2 separate regions of the Homo sapiens genome follow, and region 2 is linked to region 1. Evidence: read pairs that join two places in POLR2A ChIA-PET (ENCODE). Cell type or tissue: endothelial cell of umbilical vein. All regions are shown on one strand.

Region 1 (4,000 bases):
CAGGGGTTAAGAGCATCCAGTTTAGGCTTTATGGTATTTTAATGTCAAAGGCATTTGTTGATCTACTTGGCAAAAACTGTCAAAGAAGATTCTCTTCTCTTTAGACAATTCAACTCAGTATCTTACCCCGAAAGTCAGGAAGATACAAAAATAAAGGATTTTAGCAATGGGGACCTGTATTAACATGCTAGGGTTTAATAAAAAATATTATCATGTCACACTAATAAAAATATTATCATCTTACACTTTATGTTAGAGGATGAAGATGTGGAATGCAGTTTGCCAGACATTATTTTGGTGATGGTTTTTGGATTGAGTGAGAAAATGGTTCTTGCACATGCACTGCTCTTTGAAATAGGGTTCATGAGACAGAGGTGGTAGTGGAAGCCCTTGTCTCAGTGTGGATTGGGACTGAGCACTTTAGCATAACTTTAGCCATCCATTTGAGTGTCTCAAATTACCCTACCGATGGATCCAGGAGCCTGGTACTATTACTGAGGTCAGAATTGTGACATGATAATATTTTTATTAAGCCTTAAGTCTGTGCTAGCATTGGCTACCATCATGGCATATCATCGAAGTGGGTATATGCCTTGGTCGGTTTGGGATACTGTAACAAAATACTATCAACTAGGTGGCTTACAGAAAGTAGAACTTTATTTCTTACAGTTCTGGAGGTTGGGAAGCCCAAGATGAACGTGAAGGCATGGGCAGATTTGGTGTCTGGTGAGGACCCACTTCTGGTTTATAGATGACACCTTCTCACTGTGTCCTCACATGGTGGAAAGTACCAGGAGTCTCTCTTGGGCCATTTTTTTTTTTTTTTTGAGATAGTGTCTTGCTCTTGTCGCCCAGGCTGGAGTGCAATGGCATGATCTTGGCTCACTGCATCCTCCACCCCCAGGCTCAAGTGATTCCCCTGCCTCAGCCTCCTGAGTAGCTGGGATTACAGACACCCACCATCATGCCCAGCTAATTTTTGTATTTTTAGTAGAGATGGGGTTTCACCATGTTGGCCAGGCTGGTCTTGAACCCCTGACCTCAGGTGATCCACCTTGGACCTTTTTTATAAGGGCACTAATTTGGTCCATGAGGGTTCCATTCTCATGATCTAATCACTTCACAGAGGTTCTACCTCTTAATCTCATCGCTTGTGGATTAGAATTTAAACATAAAAATTTGGGGGGGGGGGGCGGATCACAAACACTCAGATCATAATAGCATATAAAATGAGTTGAAGTCCTAGGAAAAAGGCTTTGAGAGAAGGAGTTAGTTTGCATAGGGAAATCATTTACAATCAGTATTAACTGAGGGTACTCCTTATAGTGGCTGGAATAATATATCATTTGAATAAATTGGTGGTCTTCAATTTTGATTGCACCACCAAAGAATCAAAAGTTACTCAAGAATTAACAACTGAATATCGCATTAGACAATTTGAAGGAGGGAAACAAAATAAGCTCTGCTATAATTTTCAAAAAATGACGAAACTTTTTACACAAATTAAAAATAATTTCAAAAAGGATTTTCACCTTAGCATTAGTCTTTTTTGTTTAATAATAAAGGAAGGAGAAGAAACAAAAAGAAAAGATAGACTATTTTTGCCTAAATGTCATTCTTAGAAGCAGAGAAGTATTTACTTTTCTTTTGTTCCTTCAAATCCTAAGAGGGCAGTACAAGCTGGAGCTTCTCTTCCTTTTCATTTGCCAGGAAACAGCACACAAAGGCAAGGCTTCTCTTAGCAGGGCAGAGACATTTGTTTTCTTTTTTTCTATTCCCTGTTGAGCTGAGCCTTTAAACAGAAATCTATCCGCTGTGCTTCTATTGTGTTGTGAGCACCATGACTTATGTTTATTCTTTATAGATCACGTTTTCCATGTTTTACCATGTTAGCGAGTTAAAATGAGTACATATTTTGAGGTATTCACAAGTGGACAATTTATAATTCTTTGGTTATGACTAAAGGTTGAGTTGCTAAAATATCATAAAGGGATATTTGCCTAGAATTAATATATGTAAAATACTCTGTGTTAAGTAGCCAGCCATAGCACATAAACTAATGAAATCTCCAGGAACTGAGATTTTACAATAATTAAGATAATGCTTATAGGTAATATACATTATAATGAGAATTTTATTTTTCTATGGAAGATTGGTAAAAATAGCCAACATGACGTATAGGGCAAAAATGACTTCTTAGTATTTGTCGGTCTAAACAGGGTCACTTTCCTACCTCAAAGTCATCTATCAAATAAATCCTTCTTCCCCCATGGAGGGAAATCAACTAGTTTAGCTGAAGTCTCTCCAATGTGAAGCAGCCAGCCAAGAGAAAAGGAGAGGATCCAGAAGCTGAGAGATGCTTTACTTAGTCAAGTTGGCAGGAGAAGACACAATGAGAGAATGATGAGCTATGCATATTTAGAGAATTGGACAAGAGATAAATAAATAGTAGCAGCTGTGGTCTGGACGTGTCCCCTCCAAAATTCGGGTGTTGAAACATAATGGCCAATATAATGGCGTTAAGGGGCCTTTAAGAGGTGATTAGGCCAATGAGGGTTCCCTCTCTGGTGAATGGGATTAAGGCCCTTATAAAAGAGGCATAATTAATGCTTTGGCTCCCTCACCCTTCTGCCTTTTACCATGTGAGGACAACACATTCCTCCCCTTGAAGGATGCAGCACCAGGTGCCATCTTGGAAACAGAGAGTAGCACTCACCAGATGACCAAACCTGTCAACACCTTGATCTTGGACTTCCTAGCCTCCTGCACTGTGAAAATAAATGCCCGTTTTTCACAAATCAGCCAATCTCAAGTATTTTTGTTATGGCAGCATAAAACTAAGAGAGTAGCTCTTGTGATTAGAGTGGATGTGGCTTTCATTTCAATTAGAATGGATGTGGCTTTTCAATTGCAATAGGGTCTTACTACTTACGTAACAATACTATTGATATTTTACATGTATTCTGCATACTTTCATTTGAGACCTACTCATGTATTATTCTATATGATCCTCAGAAAAACTTGGTGAGGAAGTAATAGAAGGCTCTATTAATAATAATAACTTTGTTATTATTCTCATTTTACAGGTAAAGAAACCAAGGCTTAGAGACCTGCTCACAGTCGTTTCGTGAGGGAATGCAACATCTGGGTCTAGGGTCCAAATCTATCTCTGCTGTGAAGAGGAACTCATACAGGAGATCTACATGATTACCAATTCTTGGCCTTGCAGTGGAGGTAAGTCTTTTTATCAGCCTTTCAAAGCTGCCTATAGATACCTAGGCATCTATAGGATTTTATAGAGATCATTAGGATTTTATAGAGCTCTTCATATTTTATGGGGCTAATTTTAGCCAATCTTGAGATTGTGGTCATGTTTCTGTAACTATTGATTAACTCAGCAAATATCATAGAGGAAATTATAAGATATTTAATATATGATTGTTGAATAAATGAAAAGATCTGTGATGAGCATAGCAAGATCAATGTATTTCTAGGTCATAGCTAATGATAAAATATATAAAGCAATTATTTGCTTTTCACATTTTATGATTTTATAGTGACAAAACCTATTTTTTATCTCAAAAGCCTCAAAGGCCAGAAGCTTTTTTTTTTTTTTTTTTTTTTTAATAATTTAACCTCAAGTAGGGTTGTGGACATGTGGCCAAGATTGTTGCTGCAGGGAAACTTAAGCATAGAGAAAAGGAAATAAAGAAGCAAGGACAGTGACAGTTCAGTCTGGTGAGAGTGTCAGCATCCAGCAGCAGCTATGGCAGTGGCAAGAGTAGTAGGGTGTCCGGTGGCCACGACTAGCAGGGCTAAAAGCAGCTTTGTTCTAGCCAGACTTTTCCTTTGTGTCATTTCAGTTGTGGTTTTGGCCTTCTAAGGGCTTTGTTCCTCCCCATTTTCCAAGGCTCTTTTTCTAGTTATTCTGGCTATTCTGTGAGCCACTTGATATCTTTCTGTTTTAGTTAGGATTCTCCAGAGAAACAACCAATAGGAC
Region 2 (4,000 bases), 290 kb before region 1:
TTTCTTTCTTGTCTTTGAAACAGAGTCTCGCTTCGTCACCCAGGCTGGAGTGCAGTGGCGCCAACATGGCTCACTGCAGCCTCAACCTCCCCAGCTCAAGCAGTCCTCCCACATCAGCCTCCTGAGTAGCTGGGACTACAGGAATGCACCAACATGCCCGGCTAGTAAAATGCATTTCTTACAGAGGGTCCAAAGAATCTGAAGCCATTGTTTTAAGGCATTCATGCTTTCTGGGCTGAATTTGAAGTAGCATATACTCTCTTTGTAAGATCTTAAATCACTCAGTTTACCACTGAGCTTACATTTCCAGAGAAACCACTTCACCTGACTGGTAGGGAATCCATAGGGCCTATTTTGGGTAGGCTGGAAGTAAAAACTTACTAGATAAAAGAGCTGAAATAAGAAATTTAAATAACTATTTGTACCAACTGTACCATCTGCTTGCCACTGCTCCAAACTTTTACCCACTTGCTTTTGGTAAAGAGGTCACCTGCGTATTTAAAATATCCTTTTGTAATGTATTGGGAAGGTGCGAGAACATATGAAAATGGTTGTCAATGGAGATGGAAGGGGCTTTATTCTCACTTAAGAGAGCCCTGGGAGGAATAAGGTTTTATCTGGATCAGGTATCCAATTGCATTGGATAAACGTGGCCTGAGGCAGGATAAAATTTAAAAACACAATAATAAGCCTCCTGGTGACATCTCTGTTCCTTTTATAGTCCCTCAGCTGGCTTGTTTGCAGGGTGCAGGATGGGTGACCACCTGACGTGCTTATGTGGTCAGTAAGTTATCTGAATAGGGTCTCTCTAGACCCCCTAGAATTTGTGGAGCTGGGTTGTATCATAGGAAATGCAAGCTGTGCTGGTGTTCACAGCTAGAGAGGAGAATGGTTGGATGTGCACCTGGCTCTGCAGGAAGCCCATCTCAGGTTATTGCTGAGGATAAGAAGCTGGCACTGGAATGGTTGGAAAGGCTGTAAGAGCTCCACATGCCACCTGGCCCTTTTTGGGTATGTGGTGCCCAGACCTGAGCTGCTATTTAGTCTGACAAAGATAGAGGGATTTTTTTTCTTCCCCCTGTGGGCAACCTGCCCTGTATTGTACAGAGGAAGGCACAAAGAGATCAGTGATTTATAGACCCTCTGTAGGGAAAAAAGAAAAAAAAGCAAAACAAAAAAAGTCCAATAAACTTAAGCTATACTTTTCCATCAGCAGCTGGTTTTGCCTTTCTTGGAAATAGCGTTTCTTGTATTGAATCCAGCTTTAGAAATTCCTCCTGTAGTCTGAAGACCTGTCATCAGACAGGTCAATGGGTAAAGCTCATTGAAGCTGTTTTTATCTTTATTCTGTCCAAGATCTTGCCTGCTTATCCTCTCAGACAATATAATGGTTCCCCAGACTCAGGAGTTGGTAATGGCTTATGAAAATATATTGATGTCCTATTTGGAAACTGACCTTTTACTTTTATCCTTGTTATCCTTTTTCTTCTTCCAGTCTGTTATTTGAGATGGCTGGGACAAAGAAATGCAAGAGGGGGGACCACAGCTTGCTGGGATCTCTCCCACCTCCAATAGGCCACAGGCCATGTCTGTACACTTAGTCAAGGCCCTTTGAATATGTTTTCTGCCAGTTTGACTCCTTTTTCATGTGCAGACTTAAAAAGAAAAGTAAACTGACATCTCATTATGGGAGGACTTCACCTTAAGTATGGACATCAGAGGGAGGCTTTGACAGAAGTATGCCTCCTGACTTCTTTTCCCCAGGATCCCAGTCTTTACCATAAGATCTTTGAATTGTTGCGATGGTGGTAGTTAGAAAGTGAATAAAGAGGAGGCACATTACACACAATGGATGAACCCCTATAACTTTTCATTCAGTGGAAGAGGCTGGTGTAGGGGAGCGAAACAAGGCTTCCCCCTACCTGTCTAGGTTCCGTGTCTGGGCTAGAAATTAGACATAAGACAGATGAACAGGAGAAAAACATATTTATATATGCATGGGAGTCCCAAAAACTATGAGACTCCCACAAAATATGGAACTCCATGAAGAGTGAGATGGTTGAAGCTTATCTAGCATCCTGAGCTACAGAAAAAATAGGGACCCAAGATCTCTGGTCGGGGAGCCAGCAACAAGCCTCGGGGAGGGTAAGGGGAGGAAATGCATGGTGAACAAAGACCGTCCTGCTATGCAGATAGAAAATCTTCAGGTAAAAAAAATTATCTCAAAGCAGCCTTCTTGCTTGTACCAATAATTTACTACTATAGATTTTCTTTATAAAAAAATTTCTTTTATAGACGTAAATTTATTTTACAAAAGGACAGTTTTTCAGAGCTATTTCTATGTTAGCAGTTTCTCAGAATAACCAGCTCAAAATGAGCGAAAGAGGTATATTTTGGGATGGCATATTCTGGTCTCCTACAGTCGTATTTTGGGGTGGAATATCCTGAGCCCCAACAATGAACACTCATGAGGGAGAAGGGGATGGGTAAGTTATGCCTTGATTGTTAAGTTGCTGGAATATCTAGGCCTCTTGATTTCTTGTCCTCCTGCTGTTTGGTCATTAACCCAGCTGCCCAGGAATTCAGTGGTGAAAAGATAGGGGGGTAAAATTAAAACAAGTAAGCATTTCTATTAGAGAGTAGACAAATCTGATTTTATTTAAAAAAAAAAAAAAGAAAGAGTTTAGCTCAATTTTATTTTTCACATGGTGAAAAGAGGGTGTCCTCTTAGTCTTTTCTCTACTTTTCAGTGACTGCATTTTAATAATATGATTTCTCAGGATATCTGACTAGTGAAGCATTTCCTGACCCCAGTTACTGAGGCTAATTGAGAGTTAATTATATGTCTGCTCATTATTTTGCTTACTTCCTAGTCTGAAAACAACAGCAATTGCTCACACTCTAGAACTGGGCCAGGAAGTAGCATCACAGGGTATGATGTGAGATGTTAGAACAGCTCCCTCCTCACTATCTTTACCACCGCCTAATCAGACTACCTGGAATTATACCATTAGAGAGATATTACGTAGGCTAAACATGGCTTTGTTTTTCTCAGGAAGAGGCAATCTTATAAATTTTTTTTTAAGTTTTTCACTTTTTCTTTTTTAAGTTGGTGTGCATTGCAAGTTATAAATCTAGTATTTCTTCCTAACAAAATTTTATTAATTTATAATGCATTTTTGGTTGATGATATATTAAGCTATTATTAGTTAATCATATCAGAGTATAAAGTATTTCAGGATTTTGCTACTGAAAAGCTACCTGAGACAAAGCAATTGTAGAATTTAGAATGCTAGAAGAACGAGGGATGGAAATAGCATAATATAGAGTATGTGCAGGCTCAGGGATCTAGCTGTCAGGTAGGAACAATTTTTTCTCTACCCTCTTATATTCAGTATATGGGGACCTTCAAATTAAACTAACAAAAGACAGATCAACAAAAGAAAGGGCACATGATTTTATTAACATTTACATGCTTGGCTGTTCACAGAGCAGAAGTGAAACTCAAAGAAGTGATTAAACTTGAGTGGTTATAGACCCTTTCCTTTTAACAAAGGAAAAAAGGTTTGGACTTCAAAGTATGATAAATTGTGGGGAAGTGAGTAGGAAGTGTGTGGTAGGAACTAATGGAAGATAAAGGCTATTTTAGTAAGGCCTATTTATGCAAACTCTTCATCTTTGATAAGACTTTTAGGTAGATAAGTGGAAGACACTAGATCTCTTCCTGTATCTTTTGATTCTCAATTGCTTTCAGCTCAAAATAATCCTTATGTCAAAGTAGCATATTTTGAGTAGCATATTCTGATCTTCAGAGGCAAGTGAAGGGAGTGTTACACGCAGTTAGATGGCTTTAAAGACCCCAAGGCTAAATTATATAGTTCCATGACATTTACCTAATATTGAACCTATTCCTTAAAACGTGAATGTTGGGTGACCCCTGTCTTAATGAATAGACATATGACTTTATTCAACCAATTTGAGGACATAATTTGTATCCAGA

Evidence for each region. ChIA-PET counts read pairs that join two places held together with the same protein. Peaks named below come from ENCODE experiments on the same cell type or tissue, not always from the same donor. Only the 100,000 strongest peaks of a DNase experiment are listed, where the experiment ranks them.
Region 2: POLR2A ChIA-PET joins it to region 1 with 5 read pairs; 2 of 35 experiments call an interaction of 5 or more read pairs at or near these places.

What each region holds. Positions count from the first base shown.
Region 1 is chr12:75,630,401-75,634,400 of GRCh38, reverse strand. It overlaps LOC105369844 (a long non-coding RNA gene), which reads left to right. Exons shown (of 16, transcript XR_007063375.1): 9 at 3,087-3,234. Among named protein-coding and RNA genes, the nearest start is that of KRR1, 120 kb to the right of the region's middle. RefSeq lists an enhancer at 1,476-2,059. In endothelial cell of umbilical vein, no CTCF peak of the experiment used is centred here; a DNase peak (open chromatin) is centred at 1,740.
Region 2 is chr12:75,916,829-75,920,828 of GRCh38, reverse strand. No RefSeq gene overlaps it. Among named protein-coding and RNA genes, the nearest start is that of PHLDA1-AS1, 110 kb to the left of the region's middle. In endothelial cell of umbilical vein, no CTCF peak of the experiment used is centred here; no DNase peak of the experiment used is centred here.